Regions from separate parts of the Mus musculus genome. Here regions 1, 2, 3 and 5 are each linked to region 4. The links are chromatin loops, found by intact Hi-C in ENCODE. Cell type or tissue: heart. All regions are shown on one strand. Region 1 overlaps 4833412C05Rik (RIKEN cDNA 4833412C05 gene). Region 2 overlaps Fam169b (family with sequence similarity 169, member B). Region 3 overlaps Igf1r (insulin-like growth factor I receptor). Region 4 overlaps Fam169b (family with sequence similarity 169, member B). Region 5 holds the start of 4833412C05Rik (RIKEN cDNA 4833412C05 gene).

Region 1 (5,000 bases), 570 kb before region 4:
AATAAGAGAAATAACTTCCTCCTTTGTTCTGACTTCTACATACCTACCACAGTATATGTGTGTGCATGCACATGTTACACACACACACACACACACACACACATGCACACACATACAAAGTAAGTAAATGTAATAAAAAGATACATTTCAAAAAATTCAAAATTAAAGGGCTAGAGTGATGACCCAACAGTCAAGAGAATCTAGAGAATGCCTAGTTCCCCCACCCCCACATCGGACAGCTCAAACTGCCCACAGCCCCAGCTCAGGAAAATCTGATGACTCCTGCCTCTGTGGGTACTTGATCTCTCGTGTGCAGACACACCTAGATGTAATTTAAAAATAAAAATAAATCTTTTTTAAAAAGCAAGTGACCCTCCTTAGAAGTGGGAACAAAACACCCTTGGAAGGAGTTACAGAGACAAAGTTTGGAGCTGAGATGAAAGGATGGACCATGTAGAGACTGCCATATCCAGGGATCCACCCCATAATCAGCATCCAAATGCTGACACCATTGCATACACTAGCAAGATTTTATCGAAAGGACCCAGATGTAGCTGTCTCTTGTGAGACTATGCGGGGGCCTAGCAAACACAGAAGTGGATGCTCACAGTCAGCTAATGGATGGATCACAGGGCTCCCAATGGAGGAGCTAGAGAAAGTACCCAAGGAGCTAAAGGGATCTGCAACCCTATAGGTGGAACAACATTATGAACTAACCAGTACCCCGGAGCTCTTGACTCTAGCTGCATATGTATCAAAAGATGGCCTAGTCGGCCATCACTGCAAAGAGAGGCCCATTGGACACGCAAACTTTATATGCCCCAGTACAGGGGAATGCCAGGGTCAAAAAGGGTGAGTGGGTGGGTAGGGGAGTGGGAGTGGGTGGGTATGGGGGACTTTTGGTATAGCATTGGAAATGTAAATGAGCTAAATACCTAATAAAAAATTAAAAAAAAAAAGAACATAAAAAAAAAAGCAAGTGAAAGGTAATGTTATAGACTCCTAATAAAATTCATCTAAATAGAATCTATTGTGTAGTCAGGTCAGGACTAAGTGATTCATTGTGTGCAGTTAGCTTTCTCACTACTGTGTTAAGATACCCAGCTAAAGCAACAGAGGGGAGGGGAGATGTATTTCAATTCACACTTTAAGGGGTACAGGCATCAGGCAGCCATCCATCAGTTCTAGACACCAGACTGGAGTGGTGGAAACCTGAAGCATGAGTTCCTTACAGCCCTGTAGGTCAAGAAGCTGTGTGCTATACCTCTATAGCTCTGCCCAGATGTAGCTCTGCCCAGATGTAGCTCTGCCCAGATGGTACTTGGTCCTATGCCAACTAGACCTCTGGCTGTAAAAGTTCCAGAGCCAACGTAAGTTGCACCACTGTCTGAGGACTGAGTCATACAAGGAGGGTGGGACAGGGGTCCACATTTTACATTCAAACCATAACACACAGCGATTCTCATGGTGTGTTATATACAATGATCCAGTGTTTCATGGAACCAGTCATCAAAGGTCCCCATGGCAGATATGTTTAGCTAAAGCACATGTTTGACACTCCAAGGAGTCAAACTTCAAGTTTGTGCTTGCCAACAATCTAGTATTATGTATATTGGTCCCATTTTTAAAGATGAAAGAAAAAGAAAAAGAGGAAGGGAGGGAGGGAGGAGGGAGGGAGGGAGGATATCAAAACCATGCATTGTGGCACACACCTATAATTCTAGCAATGAGTGGGCGGTAGGGGAGGGTCTGGTGGAGGCAAGACTATCAGGAACTCAGGAACAGCCCAGGACACATGAGATCTTGTCTGAAAATAAAAGTTGGGGGAGAGAGAAGGGAGAAGAAATCAGCACACACAGTATCTCACAGAAACACACGAGACTGCCTGACACTTTCTTTGTTTTAATCAACTGCTTTGGTTGCAAAGATCGCAGCTCACAAGCACGACCCATTGCAATTCCCAGGAATTCCGACTTAGTTGGTATGCGGGTGTAGCCTTGGCATCAGACTTTTACAAGCTCCCTGAGACGTTATAATGTGAAGCAAAGCCTAAGAATTATTGGCATAAATAACTTTGGTCTGAAGGCCACTTTTGGCAAATAACCCCCGAAAGCTGTTTTTGCAATTCTCTCTCAGGCCACTAGATGGCGGATTGTCCACACGATAGCATTTCAATACCAGGTGTTTTCCAATAACTGTTCCGTGGGCAAGCAGGAAGCTAGGAGAGAGAGCAGAGCAGATTCCAGAGCAAGTATTCTGCAGGCTTGGCCTCACCGCGTTGGCTGGCATCAAGTTCTGAGGGGCCCACAAAGGTGAAAGGAAAGGTACAAACCCATCGGATTGTTTTAACCCTGGCTTTTTCTGCGGTCAAAGCGAGACGGTTCCTTTCTTCTTCCTGGCCTACATCTTTTTCTTGGGTGTAAATTACAGCAAGGCGTTCTTTATGGAAAGGCCGCACCCTTTATTCGGAGTGAGGCTTTTTGGAAACCTTTTAATTAAAAGTAGCTAGTTCGCCTTGTTGCAAATAGGCAAGAGGCACTATGTATTTATCGCTGACTTTGGCTCATCCGGGAATCAAACTCGGGGCCTCTTGCAAGCTAAGTGAATCGCTCTACCACCGAGCAACACGCCCAGCCTCAGAAGAGCAATATTTAAACCCTATTTATAGATTCAGATTAGTGTGGGAGTAAATGGGGCGGGTAGGAGAAAATTGTGAAATCAAGAAGATTTCTGTCACCCTAACACACAAGAGTGTGATTTTTCCGGAAAACAAGCACCTCTGGGCTTAATTTTTCTCCCTTTGATCTGAAAATAAACACCAGCCTCCACACTTCTTGGTCGTGCACTGTTGGTTCATTAAAGAGCCATCTGCTGATTCCCTGTAAGAACTCAACATGCAACGATTATGGGCAAAGTCCAGAGAAACAACTTCAAGACAATTTTTGTATAAAAATTAGCTCTAAAACGAAGCGTAATCACTCTATCGGTGTTTCTGCCATTTGGATTTTTTTTCCCCATCGAAATTTATAACATATTCATTTTGGCAGATTGTGTAACTTCTGTATTCTGAAGTCAGAGCACTCCTGACTGATGTAGGCTCCATCTCCAAGCCGGAGAGCAACAAGCAGGACACGAGACAATCTTCATGGCTGTCTGTTCACTGGTTAGCCTGAACCTTAAGGCCTGGTGGACCTTTCTACCAAAATCCAATTAGACAGGATTCTCCAGAGAAAACAGAACCAGTAGAATGTGAATAATTAATTGATTGCAAGGATTGGATAATGGATTTATGGAAGCTGAGGAGTCCACAAGGCCGTAAGCAAATTGGAGACTCAAGCCGGCTGCTGGTGCGGGTTCCGTCAGGAAAACCAGCAAGGCTAAGCTTCAGCCTAGCTCCAATCAGTGGGTGATGGCTGGGTGGTGAGTTAGCTCCCTCTTGCTCAGGTCAAGTCACCAATGCACTGGTTGGCAACCCAATAGCATTGTCCCAATGTCTGCCACAGAATTCTAGTTCCCTGGGATGTTAATAAAGGCAAGTTGCTACCAAAAGTCCCAGTGTCAAATAAGTCTGGAATTTCCTGGGTGAGACTGTTAAACAAAAGCCTTTTCCCGTAGGACTTTCTCAGAGCCTCGAGGTCACACAAAAGAGGGTGATGCTTTGCAAAGCTTTCCAAACTTACCATGTTGCTCAGTGTTTCGATGCTGCAATAAAATAATTGAAAGAAAGACTTAAGGAAGGGAGAATTCTCTCTGGCTACTGGACCCAGTTTTAACTCACAGTTGGATGGTTCTGTTGTTTGGGGGCCCATCACAAAGCAGGGAACAGTAGAAGACAGTGGATCTCCTTGTAGTATTCAGGAAGCAGAGAGTAACACAGAAAGCCACTCTCAGAAGGTATGTCCCCAACACCCCACTTCCTCCAGCAGGACCATTTTCTGCAGTCTACCATTTCCTTATGAGTTATTAAAACTCCGAGTCTATGCACAGATGAAACCACCCAGTAGGTCACAGCCCTTAGGCTCTGCTTGTCTCTGAGCCCTTTGCAAACACACCCAGGAGTGAGAGCTACAAATCTCATAGGTGCATATCAGTCTAATCAAGTTGACCAGACTAACCATCACACTCATGTGACACAATTCCTTGTTCAACTTTCAGCGCCCCTTCTCCAGATACTGGCCTTGTGGCTTTATCAAGAACTTCTGAGCAGAGAATGTCTTTAGCCTGATTTTGTACCTAGCCCCCAGCTTGGGAATGTAAAATGCACGGAGTCAAGTGATGTTTGAAGGTCAGTTAAAAGCAATGGCAAACCACAGATGAAAACGCAACAGAAAGACGGTGAGGCTATAAAATCAAGTGTGAGCAAGACTAGCTGGAGTCTGTCTACCACAGCACATTCGGCCACTGCCTCTGAGGTCCAAACGATGCCAAATGGACTTTGGGGACCTCAGACTGGAACCTGGGCTTTCACCATGCTAGATGCTCCAGTGAGCAGAAGAGAGACTCATTTCTCCTAAGAGACAGGGTGAATGCTGTGCCTGCCGTGTCCTGTCCCTTGCTCCTCCACCATGCAGGTGCAGGTGCTTTCAAGGCTCCCGTTGGCTATGGTACTTCTGTCTGCTTCACCAGCTCTGAGAGCAGCCCACAGGCCCTCTAGAGTTGAAGTCTGTGAGTGCTAATGCTAATCAGCAACTTGACAGACTTTAGAAGCTCCTGAAAGACCAGCGGGTGAGAATGCCCGAGGGGATTGTCTTGATTACATCAGCTGTAGAAAGACCACTCCTTGGGTATGCATCCCAGACTGTACAGAAAGGAGAGAGTGGAGTCAGGGAGATAGCTCAGTGGTTAAAGCGCTTCCCACACACGTGTGCAGATCTGAGTCCGGATCCCTAGAAAGCTTTGTAAATACCTGGCCTGCCTGTAATCCCAGCCTTAGAAGGTGGATGCAAAAGATGCTCAGAGCAACCTGCCTACCGAGAGGAGCCTTATCTGGGAGCTGTTGA
Region 2 (5,000 bases), 55 kb before region 4:
TACCCTGTGGACATCCTGGAGGATGACGCGGAGGGCTATCAGGCAGCAGCCGAGGCTTACTATGAGATGCTCAGGGAAGGAGCCCAGACCTCAGCAGAGGTTATCTCCCTTTCCACTGGGGAGCAGGTATGTTTAACTTTTCTTAGAGGAGGGCTCTGCCCAATCTAACTTAGAAAGAGAGATGTCATAGAAACAACATCTCAGATTTAGAAGAACAAAGACCAACACACTGATTAAACGAAACTTCTGGAGGGAATACGAAAGAATTCGTATAAAGGTACTTACCCGAACTCCCCCGCCCCCCAGCTCTATAAATAAAGACCCAGAAATTCTTTATATATTTTAAAGCTTAGGCTTTTAACTTGGGCTCTTTCCCAGCTATTCTAACCTGACTAATTCTGGCCTACGTCCTACCGCATAGCCAGGTCTACATCTCTTGTTCTCTGAATTCTCCATCCACCACCACATCTGGCTGAATCTCTCGCTTCTGATTTCCTCTCCCAGAGCCCTTTCTCTGCCCGGAAGTTCCGCCCTCCGCTTCCTGCTTTACTATTGGCTGGCAGATCTTTGTTAAAGCCAATCAGCAGGTACAGAAGGATGAATATTTATTAATTATCAGACTGGTGATGGGCCATTCAAGGAAACCCTTCACTAGAAATCTGAAGTTCTGAGTGTGGATCTAGCAGGACTGGCCGTGGGGTGGGATGTAAGCCAGAATTAGTCAGGTTAGCATAGCTGGGACTGAGCCCAAGTTAAAGGCTTAAGCTTTAAAATGTGTAAGAGTTTCCGTGTCTTTATTTATATTGTTGGTGGGTCCAGTTGGTGAGCTGTGGGCCAGATAACCTGTGGGAATCCCATTTCTATCACGGACGAGCTCGGTTCTCAAGGGTTTTCTCCTCTCTTATCTTGATGTTCTCACTGAATTCAGGGCATTGCACCACTTTCCTTGTGGGGCTGGCATGAGGATTAAATGAGCTTGTGTATGCTCAGCTGAATCTCAGTTTCTTCATTTTAAAGGGAGGGAGTAGCTCATGTCTGCCCTCCAAGGTTTGATTCAGTTCTGACATTTGACGTGGAGTGAAGCTGTGTCACTTACAATATTTTTGTGTTGCTGAGGTTCTGTGCATTGTGAATAGGTTCTGCAAGAGGACACACAGAAAACTAGAAATTTTATTCGTTGGGATTGTGGCAAGATTTAAAAATATGTGTTATGTGTGTGCCTGCGTATGTACACATGCATGAATCTCGAGGACAACCTCAGAGTGCATTTATATACAATATACAATCCGATTTGTGTTTTGAGACAAGGTCTCTCACTATTTCCCCAGCGCATCTTATCTGTCCTTTTTTGTTTGTTTGTTTTTGTTTTTTGAGACAAGGTTTCTCTGTATAGCCCTGGCTGTCCTGGAACTCACTTTTTAGACCAGGGTGGCCTCGAACTCAGAAATCCACCTGCCTCTGCCTCCCAAGTGCTAGGATTAAAGGCGTGCGCCACCACTGCCCAGCTGTGGTTTGTTTTTTGTTTTTTGTTTGGTTTTTCGTTACCTGTCTTTTTGTGTATGCTATGGTGGGAGTAAACTCAGGCCCTCCTGCTTACCAAGTTTGCACTTCCCTGGCTGTGCCCTCTTCCAACCCCGACTGTCTAAGACTGTTTTCCTCACAGTAGGCAGTATCCACATTTGTTTTAAGTGTGGATCATTTCACTCCTGCCAGAAATGGTTGTGATCTGGCTGGCAGGCAGAGCTAGTAGAGGGACGTCTTTTTGTACCAGAGTTAACGAAAACAGCGGCATATGCAGTTATAAACCATGGCTTCCTTGAGATTTTGGAGGTCCGGAGCTAACAGGCAAGTCCCTCTTAGAAGAATACCCCTCCAGTGGGGGACCTCAAGCTGTTGAGCCCCAGTGGGCGCTTGCTGACCTTGTGTGCTCTTAGCGCCCCCTAGTGGTGATGTAGGAGAAAGACACAGGGCTCCATCGGACACTGATCGCTGGGTGCTGGTGGCCAGGGGGAGCTTGAGAGATGCAAGAAGAGCTGTGTCCCCAGGTTTTTTCGTTTGTTTGTTTGTTTTTGGACACAGCTTCCACAATCTGCTGTTACAACACTCATACTTATGAATAACTTAGGAAAATAAACCCCAACGTGCAGCATGCTCATCGAAGGGATAAGGCTAAGGTTACTAACAGAAACAGAAAGTTGCTGACATGAAGATGTTTGAAGGTGAGATGACATGCCAACATGACTTCTTCCTTCCTCCTTTCCTAAAGAGAAGGGAGCTAGGTGAAACCCATTATTTGGATCTCTACTATTTAGCAGTGAGTAGGGACACAGGGGCAGGGACAGGGGCAGGGAGCAGGGTGCTATTTGGCACACTGAATCCTGCTCACCAGGAGTGAGCCTCCTCGCAGCCGACACGGCAGGGACTTTTGCTATCCAAAGATTCTCTGGCTGAAAGGAACGACGAGGAAGTGGTTTGAGGAGGCAACATGTCTTGACTTTCTTTGTTTCACAATTAATTTTTTTCTTGTCTTGACGTTGCATTTAAAATACTTGCTGATTTTTTTTTTTCTGGTTTAAAAAACGCACATGTTCATTTGTATGGTGTTTAAGGGCTACAACGAAAGACGGAGGGAGCAAAGCCATGTGGGGTTAACTGCTAAAAACATGTTAATGTGTTTCTTTATTTTTACATTTTTCCTTTCCACGTGCATTTTTATTTATTTATTTATTTGTTTATTTATTTATTTATTTATTTATTTTTTGAGCCAGGGTTTTGCTGTGTAGCCCAGACTGGCTCAAGAACTTGCAATCTTCCTTCCCCATCATTTCAAATGCTGAGATTTTTGCCTGCTTTAAAAAACCTGGGATAGGTCACTCCGAAAAAAAGAGGGAGGTCCCAAGATAGTTGCCAGTCCTTACCACCCCCCACGCCCCCACCCCCACCCCCCGGGATTTGCCAGGAAACAGTTCTCTATAACGGTGGTGGTCCGCTGTAAACTTTTTACAAGAACCTGCCTGCCTGGCCCAGCTGCACATTCTTCTCTAATTTTCCTATAGTCTCAGTTTTCAAAACAAAGTTGGTCATGGAATGTATTGGCCTTCTTGTGTCAGGAGCTGGGAGCAGAGGGTTGGATGTTTACAAAGAGGGCCTTAGATGTGGCCCTCAGAGGTGATCTGTTTCCTCCCGATGACTAGCAAAACCTCCTGGGACTGAGTCTTTGGGCTTAAGGACAGGACTGAGCCTGGAGGGCTCAGACAGAGGACACATTTTCAAGGCTGCTTTCAGAGCTGGTACCAGGGTCACAGACAGCAGGAACATCTATGGGGGGGGGGTACAGCCTGGGCTCAATCTACTCCAGGCTACCAGGGCTCTCGAGAAGATGAGAACGGCACCATAGTTGTCTGTGTGAGGTGGAGTGAGGCTGTCAGCCTTGCAGGTTGAGGTCTATGGAGGTCCAGGATGGAGAAGGAGTCAGAGAGAGAGAGAGAAAGAGAGAGAGAGAGAGAGAGAAAGAGAGAAAGAGAGAGAGAGAGAGAGAACGCAAGACCATATCCAGGGTGGCTAAAGCTTTCTTCTCTGCTCTTCCTGCATCCTGCTAACAGGGCTCCTTCTGTGAGCACTTGGCTGAGTAATTGCAAGTCATTCCCCTGCCTCAGTGACGTGAGAGAGCAGAACAGTAATTTCATTTGCCTTTTTTTTTTTTTTTTTTTTTAGGTCAGACTTGAGACTTCATCTCTTTGTTTTTGCACGATATACCGTGATGAACCTCAACATAAAATACTGGGTTTGGTTAATCCCCAGGACACAAAGACAGGTTGGTAGCTTTTTTTTTTTTTAATTGATTTGTTCATTTATGAGCATTGGTGTTTTACCTGCATGTCTGCCTGTGTGAGGGAGTCAGAGTCCCTGGAACTGGAGTTACAGACAGTTGTGAGATGCTATGTGGGTGCTAGGAATTGAACCTGGTGTCCTCTGGAAGAGCAGCTAGTGCTCTTAATAGAGTCAACTCTCCAGCCCCGTGCTGGTAGTTATTAATGGATATGGTGTCTATGACCAAGCTGCACATAGAGCCTGATTTTGTTGTTGTTGTAGTTTTGTTTTGTTTTTTTGTTTGTTTTGAGACAGCGCTTCTGTGTATCCCTCACTATCCTGGAACTTGAAATATAGACCAGGCTGGTCCCAAAACCAACAGAGATCTGCTTGCCTTTGCCTCCCAAGTGCTGGGATTAAAGATACATGCCACTACTGCCCAGTGAACCCTGGATTTTAAAAACGGGAATCTTGATTTTGTGGTATACAATATATGGGGATTTTCAATGTCTAGGGATGCAGCGGTCCATTCTTATTTATCTCTTTTGAGACATGAATCATTTTGCATATCTCTGACCACAGTCCCTACCCAGAGCTGCTTTGGGGCTCACTCTTGCTATTCCCATTAACAGACGTTCCAGAGCTGTGGGCACTGGCTAGGACACTATTGGGACATTCCCATGACCTTGTGGAATGAAAGGGCCATTTTCTTCTCCAAATGTAACAAACAAGGGCCTCACACTGCTCAAGTGACTTGCCAAAGGCCTTCAGCTAGAGCACGGAAGGGCTCGGTTTTTGCAGAGTGACAGTTGGGTGGGGGTCGTTTCTGACGGCGACAGTTTGGTCTGTGACTCATTTACCCTCTCTCAAATTATGGAGAGACTATCTGTGGCAGGTTTCTGCTTCATGGAGTGAGTCCTCTGGAGAGAGACGTAAGCATAGTCAATTGTGCCTTAGGCAGAGGCATGGAGACTGCTGGCAAGCGAGCCTTGTTGGGCCAGGCGGTGGTGGCGCACGCCTTTATTGATCCCAGCACTTGGGAGACAGAGGCAGGCTGATTTCTGAGTTCAAGGCCAGCCTGGTCTATAGAGTTCCAGGACAGCCAGAGCTATACAGAAAAACTCTGTCTTGGAAAAACAAAACAAAACAAAACAAAAAACCAAAGCAAACCAAACCAACCAACCAAACAA
Region 3 (5,000 bases), 230 kb before region 4:
GATGTCACATGAGGGCGTAAGCAGAGACTGAGCCCCAGCTGTGGAACCCCACAATTCTTAGAACACTGGATATGGCTGTATGGCGGACAGACTAAACTGTGAGCAAGTCAGTGACTGGTCAGATAGAAAAGGAGATGACAGTTCAGTGTCATGGTGGAAAGGAATCGGGGATGTGCAGAGTTGATAGCATAAGAGCCAGGAGGAGATCTCTGATTGAGATGGAGGGGGGAGTAAGAATCCACCTCAGAGACAGAGGCCTTCAGACAGAAAGCAGGGGGAGACCATCACAGCCACAAACGGAGCATGGCGCTGCTTCACCCCTACAGATGGCAATGGGTTGGTTATGCAGATGTACAGGTGATACCACTTCTGAAATTTTGCCTCTCCGCTCTTCCTTTACCAACAAACCATGCTAGTTCTAGTTTTGTAGCTAATTCTGGCCAGAGAAGTAAGAACGGAAAGAGACCTCTCTGCTCTTGGTACACAGTGTAGTTGGTGGGAGGTTGTGAAAGGTATGCCAAGAGAGGAAGTGATTTTAGGCAGAGTGGAAATTTGCCAAGTAGAGAAAACAGAGTTGTTGACCCAGCAGAGAAAACACATTAATTGCACGTGTGTAAGGAAAGATTTTCAGGGGTAGGCATACTCAGGATGCTAGGGAAGAATCCTAGAAATATTTGGCAAGTTTGCAGCGGGCACTTTAGTAGAAGCCCATCTCCACTGAAGACCCAAATCTGAAGATAATACCATTCCAGGCCTCAGGAAGTTCAGGGTCTTAACGTAGGAGTGGAGTCTAAATACAGCATTAAAGCCCTATCAGAGACTTAGTGCTAAGAAAACAAATTTCAGTCTTCTGCAAGAAGTGGGGTAGCTGGGCCAGGGAGAACGGTGGAGAACAGTGGCCTCTCCTGGGCAGGCAGAGGTAAAGTCTAGAAAGCATAAAAACCAACGTTGAGTAAAATGATGTGTGTGGTCTGGGCAGGGACCTGGGAACAGAACAAAGTGTCCAGAGGGAGGGTGCCTACAATGAAAGTAGCTACTGGTTTGGGGTCTGATGCCAGGCTGCAAGGACCAAGGAAAGCCTAAATCCATGTTTTATACAGCAAAGGTGACTTGGGGTGAACATTTACTGGGGTTGCTTGTGGCAGGCTCCATAGGAGATAGCAGAGGTGAGGGACTAGAATGGCAAAGGAGAATGCCAGGTGGCCAGTTTGCACTGTTATCTCCTATAAAGTACCCGTTATCGATATATCGTGATACCGATATATCTTGATTGTGAAAAGTGACAACGTGGTCTCTGTATATTCAACAAGCATTGAAGTGGAGAGAGCCGGCTTGGCTGGCCTCCTGGTCCCCTTTTACATTGAGGAGGCTTGCTCAGGATAGCGACTTGTGAGCATGTTTATGTGCGGGGTGAGCAGAGCCCCCCATCCTAAGAGCAGATGGTTTCCTCCGCCTGGGGTCCTGTAAGGATGGTGAAGCTGGAGTGAGGGAATGGGAGATTCAAGTGAGACTGCCAGAAATACTATGGGCAAGGCAAGTTAACCGCTTATTTCTTATCAAGTGGTCCCAACGCCGTCATGTGTTGTTTCTTTTTGTGTATGTTCTCCATCCCAGCTGCTCCCAATAGGCTCAGAGCTCCTAAAACTTGCTATCAAAAGATGTAGCTGTGTGTCTGGTGCACCAGCATGCCATTAATGGCGTATTGTATAGTGCAACAATTTTAGTGTGTGATTTAAAGCAACTTTCGTAAAAGACAATTTTAAATTTTTATTCGACGGTGAGGAAGGGGCTTCTGGACAAAAGCGACTAAATCGGTTATCATTCCATTGGAGACTTCGTCAGCCATACAAGAAGTGAAAATGATGGAAACAAAACCTTTGAGGTTCTGCACAAAACAAAAAAACGATGTGTGGCTTAAAGTCAGCAGTTCTGGCTCGGGGGGGGGGGGGGGGGGGCTCCAAACGACGCCTCCAGGTGCTGACTTTTGGGGCCACCCCCTTCCTGCCCTCCCCGCTGTGGCAGCCAGGATTCCTTTTGTCTCGGGTGCTTCCCCACCCCGCCCTGCCAGCCAGAGGGAGCTGGCACCGGGCGCCCTCCCCACCGCCCCTGGACCAAGGTTGTTTACTACTTTCTACTCGGAATAACACGCCAATCACCAGGGCCCGCCCTCTCTCTCAGCCAATCAGTTTGTTGGGAAATTCCACCTTTCCTAAGGGCCCAACCAGCGATTGGCTGCAGGACTTGTCAGTCAAGCTGGCATCCCGCAAGGATGCAGCTGGAGTATTAGGGACGCGATCACCAGAGCCGAGGAGGAGTAACCTTCCCATAAACAAGATGGGGGGCCCCCCAAGAAAGCACGGATTGGGGTGGGGAGCTGAAGCTCAGCCCAACCCCGGGGCCCCACCGGAGTGAAGAGGGCCGAGCGCAGAGCCGGGGAATCCCTCCCTCCGCCTCCCGCCCTTGCTGCAGTTGTAAACACGCTTCCCTCCATGTCTGTTTTTCTTTCTCTAACCGTGGCCATTACAGGCTGCTGTTTACAAAAATCCTGCAGGGCAGTGCTGTTCTCTAGGATCCTGTCCTCCATTCACCTTGCCTCAGGACCCCTTTTCAGGCTTTTTTTTTTTTTTTTTTTAATTTTCTCCCCGCTGCTAGGCACAAACTGAAGGAAGCTATTGGGTCGTGCAAGCTTGTTTTCCTTTTATTGCAGCACGCAAAGCAAGTCACGCTGTAGCAGCAGCACCATTTCCCAGGAGAACAGGCTGGCTGGCCATTAAGAGCACCGCGCAGCCTAAACAGGCGTAGCTCTAGAAGGACTGGCTGGGTTTTTGTTGTTGTTATTATTATTACTGGTCTGAGTCAAGCTGGATGCTATTTTGATTCTGCATTTTCTTCCAAAATTCGTCTTGAAATCTATCCCCACTTACAGGTTTGGGATTTACACCACCACCCGGCGCACGCCCCTTTTCATAAAGGCAGTATTGTGTTGAACTAAATGTTTTTCTACCTTCTCTGATCTGAATCAGGTTTCCCATTTCTAGCAGCACAATGTAGTTGTATTCTGTGTGGTAGGGGCGTAGTGGACATGAATTATTTGCGACAGGGTTGCCTGGAAGATACGGAGTGGAATTTGCGTGGCACGGAACAGTTCCCAGTGCCCAAGGTTTCTGTTACTCTGGCTCCAAGCAGGAAGCGCAGGCAATATGGCAAAACACAGCACGTGGCATCCCATTCAAAAACGCTCTTTTCTAGAAGCTGGTATTGCAGAGGATATCCGATCTTGACTAGTTTCACCACCACCACCACCCCTTTCACAAGCAGAAAGAAAAACTAATGTACGGAAATTTGGTGTAGATATTTAGTAGGAAGCTTTGTTAAGTGTAAAGGCAAGGTTTGGAAGTTCTGGCGAGAAGCTGAAGGACCTTGTGGGCACGCTTTACAGGATTTAAGGTTGTAGGAATTGTAACCCCCACATGGGAGGCCACGGACCTCTGGGCTCCTCTAGACTTAACACCCTGCAAAGTTACTGAGCTACAGAGCCCTGGAGGATCTTAGGGTTGATGCTGAGGGAGAAAGGAAGGTTGCTGCAGGTAGGAATGTGGGTGGCCCTAGCATGTTCTGGCCAGGATTGGATTTCCAGGAGTAGCTTCTATGGCTACCTGTGTGAGTTTGTGGAAGACTCCAGTCTTAAGTTATGAAAGCCTGGTTAGGATCTCAGTGGATGGTTGGTCTTTTTTCCTACTTACTCATTTGTTTGATCCCAAGCCCCAAACCACCCCCCCCCCTTTACACACACAAGCAGCTTTCCCCAAAATGACCAAGTTAGTATGTAACACGCTACCGTTATATACTGAGCTGTCGTCAGGATTTGAGTGGAGGTGGCTGTGTCGCTTGTAGTAAGGGGAGGTTACGAAGGCCACAGCTGGGGCAGAGTTCTGCCTCAGGGCTACAAAGTTCCTGGCATCATTACCCCACCTTATGAAGTTACAAACTGGGCAAGGGGTTGAAGGCAGAAAGAGACCGTAATGAAGAATGTTGTGATGATGTGTGTACCAGCTCCTGTCCCTTATTAGCTGCCTCATCCAGGCCAAGTAAGTTCACCTCCGTTAGCCTCCTTGTCCACTGCCTGAAAGGAAAGCCGTGATGTCTGTGTATGGCTGTGAGGGCTCAATGACCTTTGTCATGCAGTGGGCTTGGTACCAGCCTGGGACTCCTGACAAATGTGTCTTACCCCTTCTTTTTTCCGTGACCCTTCCCTCAAACCTCCCGCTTGCTCAGGGCTCATCTTTTCCTGGTGATTTGTGTTAACCGTTCCTCCCTGGCCAAGTCAGCCTGTTAATTTTTCCATGCCAACAGCTTCCGAGTGCCAGGAAGTCACGTCTGAATAGCCAAAGTATGTTTTCCTGTAGGAGAGTGCCAGCGTGCCAAGTGGCACGTCCTCAGTTGAGCATGCAGAGCTGGGGGGGAGGGGGAGGGGTGGTGAGACCTAGCTGTACTTCCCGCCATGTCTTCAGATAACTTTTTGAATCACGAGTGAAGTCTTGACTTAATCCCCTGGCTTTCATAAGCAGGGCAGAGCAGTGGCCCCGGCCTGGCTCTCAGTTCTTCTTGACCTGATTTCACCCTGCCACCTCTGCCTGTGTCTCCCACCACATCAGTACACACATGGTATGTGTGCGTACCACAGTGCTACCTGGCTCCTGTGGTGAGGATCTGAGGTCTCTCTCCAGTTGGGGAAATGGCCTCCTTGATGCCATTTGCTAGAGCACTTCCTCAAGCTGACCTCTCCATATTCTGTCCCAGTAGTACCTTTGTTCTTCTCAGTCCTGTCTCTGCTTAAGGGACAGTGGCGTCCTCTTGTGATGGATCCTTCTGTGATTCCTGTGGTTGACTGACTTTTCTTCCCACAGAAAGTAGTAGTTTTCTCTGCACTCTAGGCCAGAGTGAAAGCTGTCTGTCTGTCTCTCTTCCCTCTCAGTAGAATTCTGATGCCTGGAATTCAG
Region 4 (5,000 bases):
TAGGCTGCCTTTCTAGGTGGGTGACTGCCTTAACTCAGGAGGTGACAGGCAAGTGCCTGAGACCTTATTGATGATAATAGTGTTGGGTCTTGCCTTAACGGCACCCTTCAGCTGTAAGGCTTAATGGCTCCTTACAGATATTAATGAGGTGAAGGAGTGCCAGGGAAGGAGCTGGGCAGAGCTGTGACTGTGATCCAAATGATGCAGTTAAATGACTTGCCCTGTGGCACTGTGTTAGGAGGGAAGGGAAGCCAGCCTGTGCCCCTGGCCATCCGAATACGTTTATAACAGAGCTTCACAAATGAGGGTCCAGCTACACAGTCTCTTGGCTGGGAGTGGAAAAAGTGCATGCATATTGGAATGTGAAAATTGCCTGGCCAGAGGGTCTGGGTGGGGAGGAGGCGGTTTTGGCCTAATTGGGGAGATGACTTCCTCCCGGAGAATTCCCCCGGGGTTTATTTCAAGAGTTGGGAGTCTGTGTGGTCTGGTCAGGGGAAGCTGATCTGGAAATCAGATGCTAATCCACTCTGAGAGTTACCAACTCCTACTCTCAAATAGCAAAGGAGAGGACCAGAGTCCTTTGCAGGAAGAGTCATTCTTGTAATTAGCTTATAATTAGATTACTCAGACTCCGTAGTTTTTGAGAGAAAAAAAAACTAAAGGGTCTTTTCATTCTTTAAATCTTGGCTTGTTTCCAGCGTCACCCTCAGGGCTCCCAGGCAGTACGGTGCAGTGGTTAGGCCTTCAGCCACCTCACTGATGTCTGCAGGGGTTTTCCCAGCTGGTAAGCAGGGGCTACAGGACATAATCAGAAATCGGCACTGATGCTGGGCAGGGTCTGCTTCTAATCGGCTTCCCTCTTCGTTGCAGATCACCAGCTAGAATTTTTCACAGGTCTTGAATGTTCCAGAACGTTCTTTACCTTGGGCGTCTTACCATGCCACTTAGTTTTAATCTTCAGTTAGCCAGTGATCCCTAGAGTTCCTTTTTCAAAATTTTGAACGTATTTTCTGCGTTCTAACTCTCGCTCTCCCGTATTTCTGTTATTTTGGAGCAGTGGTTCTCAACTTTCCTAACGCTGCGGCCCTTAAATCCAGTTTCTCACGCTGTGGTGACCCCCAACCGTAAAATTATTTTCGTTGCTGCTTTGTAACTGTAATTTGCTCCTCTTGTGAATCATAATGTAAATATATGATACATAGGATATCTGATATGAGACCCCTGTAAAAGAGATGTCCACCTCCAAAGGGGTCATGACTGACGGGATGAGAAGCGATGTTTTAGAGGGCCTCTACCACTCTGTGTGTAGGGAAATGAAACCGGAACCAGAGGTTCTCCCTCTTCCCCACTCATGGCTTCTGAGTTTGGAAAAGTCATGAGTGAGCCCGTTTTAAAGGGAGAGTCACTGGGCTCTGTGTGGAAGCTTGAGTGGGTGTGTAGTGAAGTGGCTCCATTTGTGGGCTGGGTCTTTTTAAAGTTTGCATAGCCCTGGCTGTTGATAACATCTGTGGCTTGTAATGACCCTGGAAATTGTTAGATTTTTTTTTTCAGACCCTTTGAGAGAGGAGTTTGTGGGAAATGCCTCCCCCCTTCCCTGCTCTCAGTTACATGGGAGACCTTTGAAACTTGACCGATAGCACCATAGTTCCCTCTGATGTGATTTCCCAGTCAGTCTGTACATGCCTACAGTCTCTTTACTGGAGGGGATGAAATTGAATATCTCAACAAGGAAAAAAAATTTTTTTGCAGGAAAAAAATGTTGCTGGAGGTGGGAAATCAAAAGTTTTTCCCTTTGAAGTTTCACATTTTAATTTTCTTTTTCTAGATGAATTTATCACGTTCACTTTGTCATCCATGGGAAAAATGCTTTCCTTCCACTTATGAAAAACCCAAACCAACCAAACAAACAAAAAAAAACCTCTGGATGGATCATGTACATAGATCGAAATGTGGGAAGGGAGTTCTGCTTTTCTAAAGTCAGAGGGCCAGAAAACTGGAGTCCGAGTCTTGTTGCAGCTTGTTCTCATTAGCTGTACATTACATAGTACAACAACAACAGCAATTTTATGGTGATCCAGTATGCCTGGGAATGTGGCGAGCCTAAATAACCTGCTTGAGTTTTTACTGTGAAGAGAGTTTTGTCGAGTGCTGTTTTGGGCAGGTTTTATGGTTCCCTCTAGTGGCCATTGTTATGCACTGCAGTCCTGAAATGGAGCCGGCTCTTACCGATGTACCTGAATGTCTGGTTCCCCAGATACGCATCATTCCAATTAGTGTATCAAAAGTCATGGGACATTAATTGGTTAGAAATGAAATGCAAGTAAACATTTGATTTTTGCTAACATGAGTTGTCTCACAGCACACAAAAATATAAAGGACGGTGGGAACTTGAGAATATATTCATTTACTCCACCCACCCACCCATGTATTCTTTCATTATTTCATTTGATAACAGTTTACGGTGCAGGCAGGCACTTTCTTAGGCATTAGATAGTAAGTAGACAAGGCTGGTGAGGCACGCTGAACACTCTCCTAGCTGAGCTACATCCCCACCACTGAATTGCCTACCCCTTTATGTCCCCTGACACCTTGCAGCTGTCCTCAGAGGAGACCAGTGTAGCAAAGATCAAAGTGGAGATCATGAGAATGAAGTGGGGCCTCAGCATCGATGTGTGGGGAGGGGTTCGCTTATCCTGTTCTCTTGTTTAGGGAGCACCGTGCACCCTAAATGTTCTGAAGAGGACACGGACACTCCCGGGCAGGCTTCTCAGGAGGATGGACCCACACAGTTTAATCATGGAGAAAGCCACAAGGTACAGTAGCAATCTACCATTCCACTGCCTTTCCGTGTCCTCAGCAATCATCTTGCCTTTCTTAGTGACTGCCTCGCAGCTCCCAGCTCCTTGGACACCTGGGCTCTAGGCTCCTCCCTAGCAGTGGACCATACGGATGTTGATTGGTGCTTAAAAGCTTCCCAGTCTCGGGGATAGAGGGATGAGATAAGAAGAGATCTTTATAATTAGGCATTTCGTTTTGGTAATTTCATCTCTCAGACAGACAAGCACTCATGAAGTCGGAAGGAAACTAGGAGTCTGACCCTCATATGGTTAGAGAATTAGTGAAAGATCTGAGTCTTAAATCTGGCTGCAGACCAGCATCTCACGTAGAACAAAAGCAAAGCAAATCTACCTTGCTCTTTTCCCGATGCCTTCCCAGTCTGCTGCTGACAGGAGAATGAAGTTGGGTGTTTGCATCCTCCGGCATGATGGGGGTCTTGAGGGGAAATCAGGTCACCAAGTCTTTCTTAGTAGCTTGGTGCTCAATATTTGATAAGATTTGGTGTTTTCCCTGAAGCCAGCCCGTATGCATACTGGGTGATCGCTCTGAAATCCTTAAAGGGTCAACTCTAAAACCTAACTCTTGTCCGTGTGAAGGAACATGGCTCATTCTGTTAAGCAGTGATTTCTGGGATAGGAGACTCCACAGAAGCAGAAGATAGTCCCGTAAGTCTCGGGTCGTCTTTGAAAGCTGTACATGGGTAAAAAGAAAAAAGTTGGCCCTTTCAGAGGAAGCAGCTGGAGTCTGGAGTATTTGAAGGGGTGTGTATGTGTGTGTGTGTGTGTGTGTGTGTGTGTGTGTGTGTGTGTATTGTGCATATGTGTGTATGTGTGTGTGTGGTATATGTGTATGTATGTATGTGTGTATGTATGTGTGTGTATATGTGTGTGTATGAATGTGTGTATGTATGTGTGTGTGTGTGGTGTGTGTATGAATGTGTGTGTGTGAATGTGTATGTGTGTATATATGTGTGTATGTGTGTATATGTGTGTGTGTATGAATGTGAGTGTGAATGTGTATATATGTGTGTGTATGAATGTGTGTATGTGTATGAATGTGTGTGTATGTGTGTGTATATATAAGTGTGTGTGTATGTGTGTATGTATGTGTGTGTATATATGTGTGTGAGTGTGAATGTGTGTATGAATGTGTGTGACTGTGAATGTGTGTGTGTGTGTGTATGTGTATGTGTGTGTGCATGTATGGCTGCACACTCAAAGGCAGAATGCCAACTTAAAAAAATACATTGGCATATATCAACCATATTCACTGAGTTCTATTATGACACTTCCTACTTGTGTATAATGTATTTTCACCACAGTCATTGCCCTGTTACCCTCTAATTCCCCCCTCCCCCTCCCATTGACCCTCTCTCTTCTCCTTACCTCTTCCTGCTATACCACTGAAGAAAACATCTTACCTCTTTCTTCAATCAGTATCTGTCTATAAGTCCTCAGGGAGGGATATAGTATATATTAAATATATTTTTATATATAAATAAATATATTTTTTAAGTTCCCTTTTCTCAAGACAGGGTCTCTCTGTATAGACCAGCTTGGCCTTGAATTCACAGAGATCCACCCGTCTCTGCCTCCTTGGAGCTGGGATTAGAGGTGTGCACTGCCATGTTTGGCTACTCGATGGTACTCTAACAGGCACATCATGTCCATTTCATAAAGCAACAGTAGTTGCTTCCCTACAGGGGGCCTGCGACCCACCCTGGCCACTGGCTTTCGAGCAGGCTTACACTGCAAGGTGTGGATTTCTCTCTGTAGGGCCAGCCTCACGTGCAGCCATAAGTTTGGCTGTAGCAAACTTGGGACAATTCTATCAGTGGCTCTGTCCTGCCTTACCTGTGAGTGACAATGGGTGCCGAGGACAGTCCATGACAGCCTGTGCCGCTTGTGCTTTCTCGCAGCATGGGGGCTGACCAGCAAGGGAAGAAGCCCCCAGTTGCAGCTTGATCCCCCTTTGTCTTTTAGCCAGCAGTAGGACCTTGTCTTGTAGTTCTGGTGGGCAACTGGTCACAGTGCGGTGGCCTGTTCTGGAGCCTCTGGTGCGTCCCTGTCCTGTATCTCACAGGGAAGTAGCCCAACACTGTCATTTGGGTTCTCATTTAGTAACCTGTAGCTTCTGCGAGGAGCTTCACTCTAGCACACGGG
Region 5 (5,000 bases), 550 kb before region 4:
ATTGTGTTGAGATGTGGATATGTGTTTTCTCTGGAGGGGGTTGGCTGGCATGCCCTACACAGGGAGACACCAGAGAATGACTCATCAGCCCAACAGCACCAACCTTTCAAGCCTCAGGAATCTCTTGAGCTGGTGGCTAAGTGATTGACAGATGAAAATCAGCCGTGACAGGGATGTTTTCAGCAGGGGCAGTAGATGCTAGGATACAGGGCTTTTCCTGTTGGCATGCAGATTAAGTACCAGCCAGTACATCACTAGGTACATGGCTCTGGCTTTAGCCAGCTGATTTCACTGGACACCAGGAGTCTCAGGTAAAGGATCCAAAAGGCAGTGACAAGCCAGGATCTGCCACTGCAGCAGCATCTGGATACATTGGCAACATCTGTGGGAGCAGGGAACGGTGCTCAGGGGTGCTGGAACCAGCTGCTATTTCCTAGTATCTCTGACTAGGTCTTCCTTCAGCTTGATTTCCTTTGTTTCCTGCCCAGTTTTTAAAGCCTCTTCTGCCTTCTTGTCAGTTCCAAACTGTCCCTTTCTGCCCTGCTAGCCAGAACCAGTTCCTACTAAGAGTCTCTGCCTTGTAGAGATGCTTAATTATTTGATAGTACATCTGGACATAGAGAACCCTCCCATTTTGCTTCCTTAAGACGAAGGGCTATGCTCATTTGCATAGTAAACCTATATGGAGTACCTACAGGCTGTGTGCTATGGCAGACCTAGTGTCAGGACATGTAGCTGACTAGGAAAAGCATGTCTCTGTCCTTGGGAACTTATTGAACTAAAAGAAGGCCAACATCAAACAACTAATTATGGAATTAATTCTTCACTGGGTCCTCCCATCAGCACTGGGTGACGCCAAACTATAGGTAAATATTTGAATCCCACAGAGGATACAAAGGAAACATGGAAACCGGAGACACCGCTCATGTCTCCCTTCCAAAGTCATCAGTTCAGCTGGCAATAGAGCCGAGAGCTTATGTAACTAAGAAACCATCCCACGCAAGTTCCCACACCAGAGGGACACGGGGGTCGTTAGTGTCCAATTCGGGGGATCAGGGAAGACTTTGTGGGGGATTTATTCACGGCCTTGACAGTGGATCACAAAGAGCTCAGCAATGAAGGAAGAAAGCATCCCTGTAAAATTAGCCACCTAAAGTTCCGCCACCCACCAAGGCCCACAGTTTAGTGCTGCCATGAGTCCCCTCTGAACAGCCACAGGACAAGATCCACTTATACACGCTGTTGACTCCCTGCTGTGTCCATTTAACAGTGTGTGGTGGATATTTGGCCTCTGACAATTATTCCTAGTCTACATCCCATTTAAGCAGCCAAAGACGATTCCATTACATGGGTGTACAGTAAACGAATCAAATCCCTATTAATGAACATTTAGGGTTTGGGTCAAGGGTATATACACTCTGGAACCCCAAGGCCTGAGCCTGAATCCAGTTAGTGACCTGGCTGGGTGGTAGGAGGAAGGCTGTGTTTCTGAAGGCGTGGTCCTTCCCCGTAGCAGAGGTACCTGCAGATGGTAATGATGTGGGATATTCAGAACAGTGGTTAGCACCCAGGGAGCGCTCAATCAAGGCTCGGATCGGACAGGCTATAAGCACTCTGTCATCCTGACCAAAGTGTTGGTTTGCTCCCCTCTGTTTCATCACTCAAAACACCCAAAGTGCACACAGTCAAAAAGCACATACATGAGCGCAATCATCTAGTCACCACTGTGATCGGTAAGAGGTAGTGAACGAGGAGAGCCTCTGACTCCTTCCTGGAACCCATCAGGACCCTCCCGTTATCCACAAACCATCTAGTGAGGTTTCTTGATTTGCCTTCTGGGTGGCCTTCTGGAATCTAAAGCAAGAGGAGCATTCATAACAAGTCAAGTCAGACGCTTTCACTACGATTTCAAGGAGGGGAAGCTGGAGTCGAGGCCATGTTTGAAAATATAGGTCAAATCTTGGTTTCTGTGGTTACTGAACACTGTCAGCCACTGTGACTCCCTCTGTGTGGGTGATGCCAAGGTTCAGAGGTCTGACAGCCCTGTCTAGCTCCTCTACAAGTGTCACCTCTCTCGCCCCTCCCCAAGGTCTGAGGCTTCTCTCAGCCCTACTGACCCCCAGGCCCGAGGGTCCTGAGCTTGGGCAACACCCAGGAGTAAGCTACTGCAGGTACCTTGCTCTTCATGCCTGAGGTTGGGGGCGGGGTGCTGGGACTGCTGCTGCTGAAGTTCGGGATGTCTCCATACCCCTGCAGTTCTACCCACTAGTCTGCTGCTGCATGTGGGGACTGCCGGGGAGCAGGGAGGAGGCCATGTGGGGAGGGAACAATGTAGTGGGTTGTTTAGCTGACTGTCAGCCTCGTTCTGGGATCCTCCTTTCCACGCCCCTTGGCTTAACCGCCACAGGCACAGCTCACAGAGGCAAGAGCCCCCTTATTTGGTCTTGGAAAGAAAGGGGAAAGGTTATCCTCGGATGCCTGCGGCGTTGGGTCATCAGCCCGCAGTTGCTGGCCCGCACCCGCGGGTGCAGTTCAGTCTCCCACCGGCAGGTGGCGGCACCGCGCAGGGTCTGGGGAGATGGCCAGCTGGTAAACAACCCGCAGGATCCAATGCCCTAGGGTGGGGACCCGCCCGGATGGGGGTGGGCGCCTTATGAGTCCGCACGTGGACAGTGATGCGGAGGGAGAAGCTAAGCTTCAGAGGAAGGGAATGGGGAGGAAAGAGCCCAATACCTTGTTTGTGGGAGAGTCAAGCTTCCCGAATTGCTCTGGCTGTAGGGTGTGACTTTGCCTTGATGGATTTCACGTGAGCGGCTGGAGAGTGCGCTGTGCCAGGCGGGAATCTGCTTCAAAGTCACCCACGCGGGTTCAGGGGACTCGAATCTCTGGATGTGTGTCAGTAAGGCACCGTGTGGGGCTCTGCACCAGCTGGGAGATTCGCTTTCTTGCCCATCCTTTTTCCTCTCAATCTCCTCTCTACCCCCCCCCCCCCGCCTCCTCCTTGCTCTTCCTGCCTCTCCGTGAGCCTGGGGGTGTGAAGCGACCCACTTTCCTCCTTGTGGCCCGAAGAGTTTTTAAGTTCGAACCGCCACGTGGCTGGTTCCTTTCCTACACCTTCCTGCAAGAGAACAATTGCCACCATTTTATCTTGAGGTTAGAAAGGCTCTGGTCACCCCAACAGTAATGGACAATGCTGGTTCCCCAAAGCCAATGTTTGTTTCAGTGATTGAGAACTGCCACACACACACACACACACACACACACACACACACACACACACACACACACACGCACGCACGCACGCACGCCCCCCACCCCCACCCTTGCCGCCGCCCCTTCCAGTGACTCCTCCAGGTAAAGCCCAGGGGTATCACAGGGAGCTGGCAGGGCATAGTGGCCTCCCAACACTTTAACACTTGCCTTTCATCCCAGCACTCAGGAAGCAGGGGGCTTAGTGAGTTTGAGCCTAGAGGGCCAGTCAGGGCTATATAATTACATTCTGTCTCAAAACAAAAACAAAAACAAAAACAAAACGCCAAGATTTGGGCTGTAGTGGTTAAGAACACTTGCAGCTCTTGTAGGTGACCCAGGCTGGATTCCCAGCATACACAAGGTGATTCTCCACCATCTGCAACTCCAGTTCCAAGCGATGTCTTCTTCCAATCGCCTCAGGTGCCAAGCATGCATGTGGTGCCCATACATACATGGAGGCAAAGCATAAAATGGGTAAATTGCATTCAAAACAGAGCACAGAGACGTTTTAAAGATGGATCAACAGTAGACCCTCTTCCTGGACTTTCACTGACCTCCAAAATGGCTCCTAGGTGGTCAGTCTGCAGCACCGGTTCTTGTTGCTTGGTTGTTGATGGCTCCAAAGAGAAGCCGACAAGTCTAAGCTCTTCCCCATCTGCCTCCTGACAGGGACCCTAATGACCTCCCACTTTGGGTTTCTTCACCTGGGAAGACATCAGTTTTCTGAGTCACACAATTATGGACAACTTTTGAAAATTATTGGGGTGACAGGTTCATGCTTGCCTTACATCCTACGGTACCTGGTTGCATTTCTTTGTATGTGTTGCATGTATATATGTGGGGACATGTTCTAGTGGAGGGCAGTGGACAAGTTCAGTTTCCTTTCTCAGGCGCTGCCCACCTATATTCCCTTAGGTTGATCAGCAAGCCCCAGCAGTCTGTCTGTCTGTCCCCCAGTGCTGGGATTATACAGCAATCTCACACATTGAGATTTTCCTTCTTCCTCTTCTGCTTCTTCCCCTTCCTCTCTTTTATCTTAAAGTCTGTGCGAACAAGATTAAATCCAAGGAACATCTTTATTTTCCGTGAGACAGTTTTGAAGCTGTTCCTATTAATTTGGGTGGGTTCCTGGTTTCTAAGAATTCACTCAGCATGCCACATAGTAAGTGCGTGCGTGTGTGGGGAGTTCCCGAAAGGCTATCCAGGAACAGGCTGCTCCACAGTCTTTGTTTTATTGGTTACAGTCATTCAAAACTCCACTGATAGCCAGATGGTTCACCAAACCTCCAATTGCACAGGCTCGTGACTGCCTTCAGTGGCCTCTGTGGCATTTCTGTTTTATGTCACAGGAGGTCAGCCTGGCTCTCCTTGAAGGATCCTCTGCTCCTCTCTGGAGCCAGCTTGAATGACAGCACTCTCACTGGCTGTCTAGGTTGGTTGTGACATCCCAGAACCCAGTCCCTATATCAGGAGCAGTTGTGGTTTGCCTGCACCATGACAGCATGGCTTGTCCCTTCCTATGTGTGCCGGCCAACTCAAGTGTTGGCTTGTTCTGCTCTTCATTCTGAGGTTGATCCCACCATAAGCTAGTCCTCAAGTCTTGATTTGGTTCTGTTCGGTTGCCTGGATTCTGCCCTCTGTGCATGCCTTGAGGTAGGTTGAATTACCATCCTCTTAAGGATGATCCTTGTTTGGAAGGGCAGTGGTGCCCAGTGATGAACTTGGCGCGTGGGGGATGGGGGGTGGGG

Evidence for each region. Hi-C counts contacts between places; a loop is a spot of excess contacts. Peaks named below come from ENCODE experiments on the same cell type or tissue, not always from the same donor. Only the 100,000 strongest peaks of a DNase experiment are listed, where the experiment ranks them.
Region 1: a loop joins it to region 4, with 7 times the contacts of the local background. A loop is called at or near these places in 23 of 42 quality-filtered maps.
Region 2: it touches region 4 in a loop (4-fold over the local background); 7 of 42 quality-filtered maps call a loop at or near these places.
Region 3: it touches region 4 in a loop (4-fold over the local background); 2 of 42 quality-filtered maps call a loop at or near these places.
Region 5: a loop joins it to region 4, with 5 times the contacts of the local background. A loop is called at or near these places in 15 of 42 quality-filtered maps.

The regions. Positions count from the first base shown.
Region 1 is chr7:67,786,742-67,791,741 of GRCm38, forward strand. The region is part of intron 1 of 4833412C05Rik (RIKEN cDNA 4833412C05 gene); the gene reads right to left. Among named protein-coding and RNA genes, the nearest start is that of Gm34350, 14 kb to the right of the region's middle. In heart, a CTCF peak has its summit at 2,138 (motif pointing right); a DNase peak (open chromatin) is centred at 2,150; H3K27ac peaks cover 288 bases.
Region 2 is chr7:68,300,838-68,305,837 of GRCm38, forward strand. It overlaps Fam169b (family with sequence similarity 169, member B), which reads left to right. Exons shown (of 9, transcript NM_001374636.1): 2 at 1-126; 3 at 3,715-3,814. Among named protein-coding and RNA genes, the nearest start is that of Gm16157, 27 kb to the left of the region's middle. In heart, a CTCF peak has its summit at 1,937 (motif pointing left); a DNase peak (open chromatin) is centred at 1,934; H3K4me3 peaks cover 787 bases.
Region 3 is chr7:68,126,984-68,131,983 of GRCm38, forward strand. The region is part of intron 2 of Igf1r (insulin-like growth factor I receptor); the gene reads left to right. Among named protein-coding and RNA genes, the nearest start is that of Gm51488, 7.7 kb to the right of the region's middle. In heart, CTCF peaks have their summits at 909, 2,025 and 3,073; DNase peaks (open chromatin) are centred at 1,128, 1,428, 2,318 and 3,128; H3K4me3 peaks cover 2,259 bases; H3K27ac peaks cover 3,857 bases.
Region 4 is chr7:68,355,476-68,360,475 of GRCm38, forward strand. It overlaps Fam169b (family with sequence similarity 169, member B), which reads left to right. Exons shown (of 9, transcript NM_001374636.1): 8 at 2,710-2,813. Among named protein-coding and RNA genes, the nearest start is that of Gm16158, 4.8 kb to the left of the region's middle. In heart, no CTCF peak of the experiment used is centred here; a DNase peak (open chromatin) is centred at 2,161; H3K27me3 peaks cover 1,129 bases.
Region 5 is chr7:67,801,190-67,806,189 of GRCm38, forward strand. 4833412C05Rik (RIKEN cDNA 4833412C05 gene) reads right to left here and starts at 2,307. Exons shown (of 3, transcript NR_045954.1): 1 at 2,176-2,307. It overlaps Gm34350 (a long non-coding RNA gene), which reads left to right and starts at 2,000. Exons shown (of 3, transcript XR_391567.3): 1 at 2,000-2,171. In heart, no CTCF peak of the experiment used is centred here; a DNase peak (open chromatin) is centred at 2,512; H3K4me3 peaks cover 1,315 bases; H3K27ac peaks cover 3,135 bases.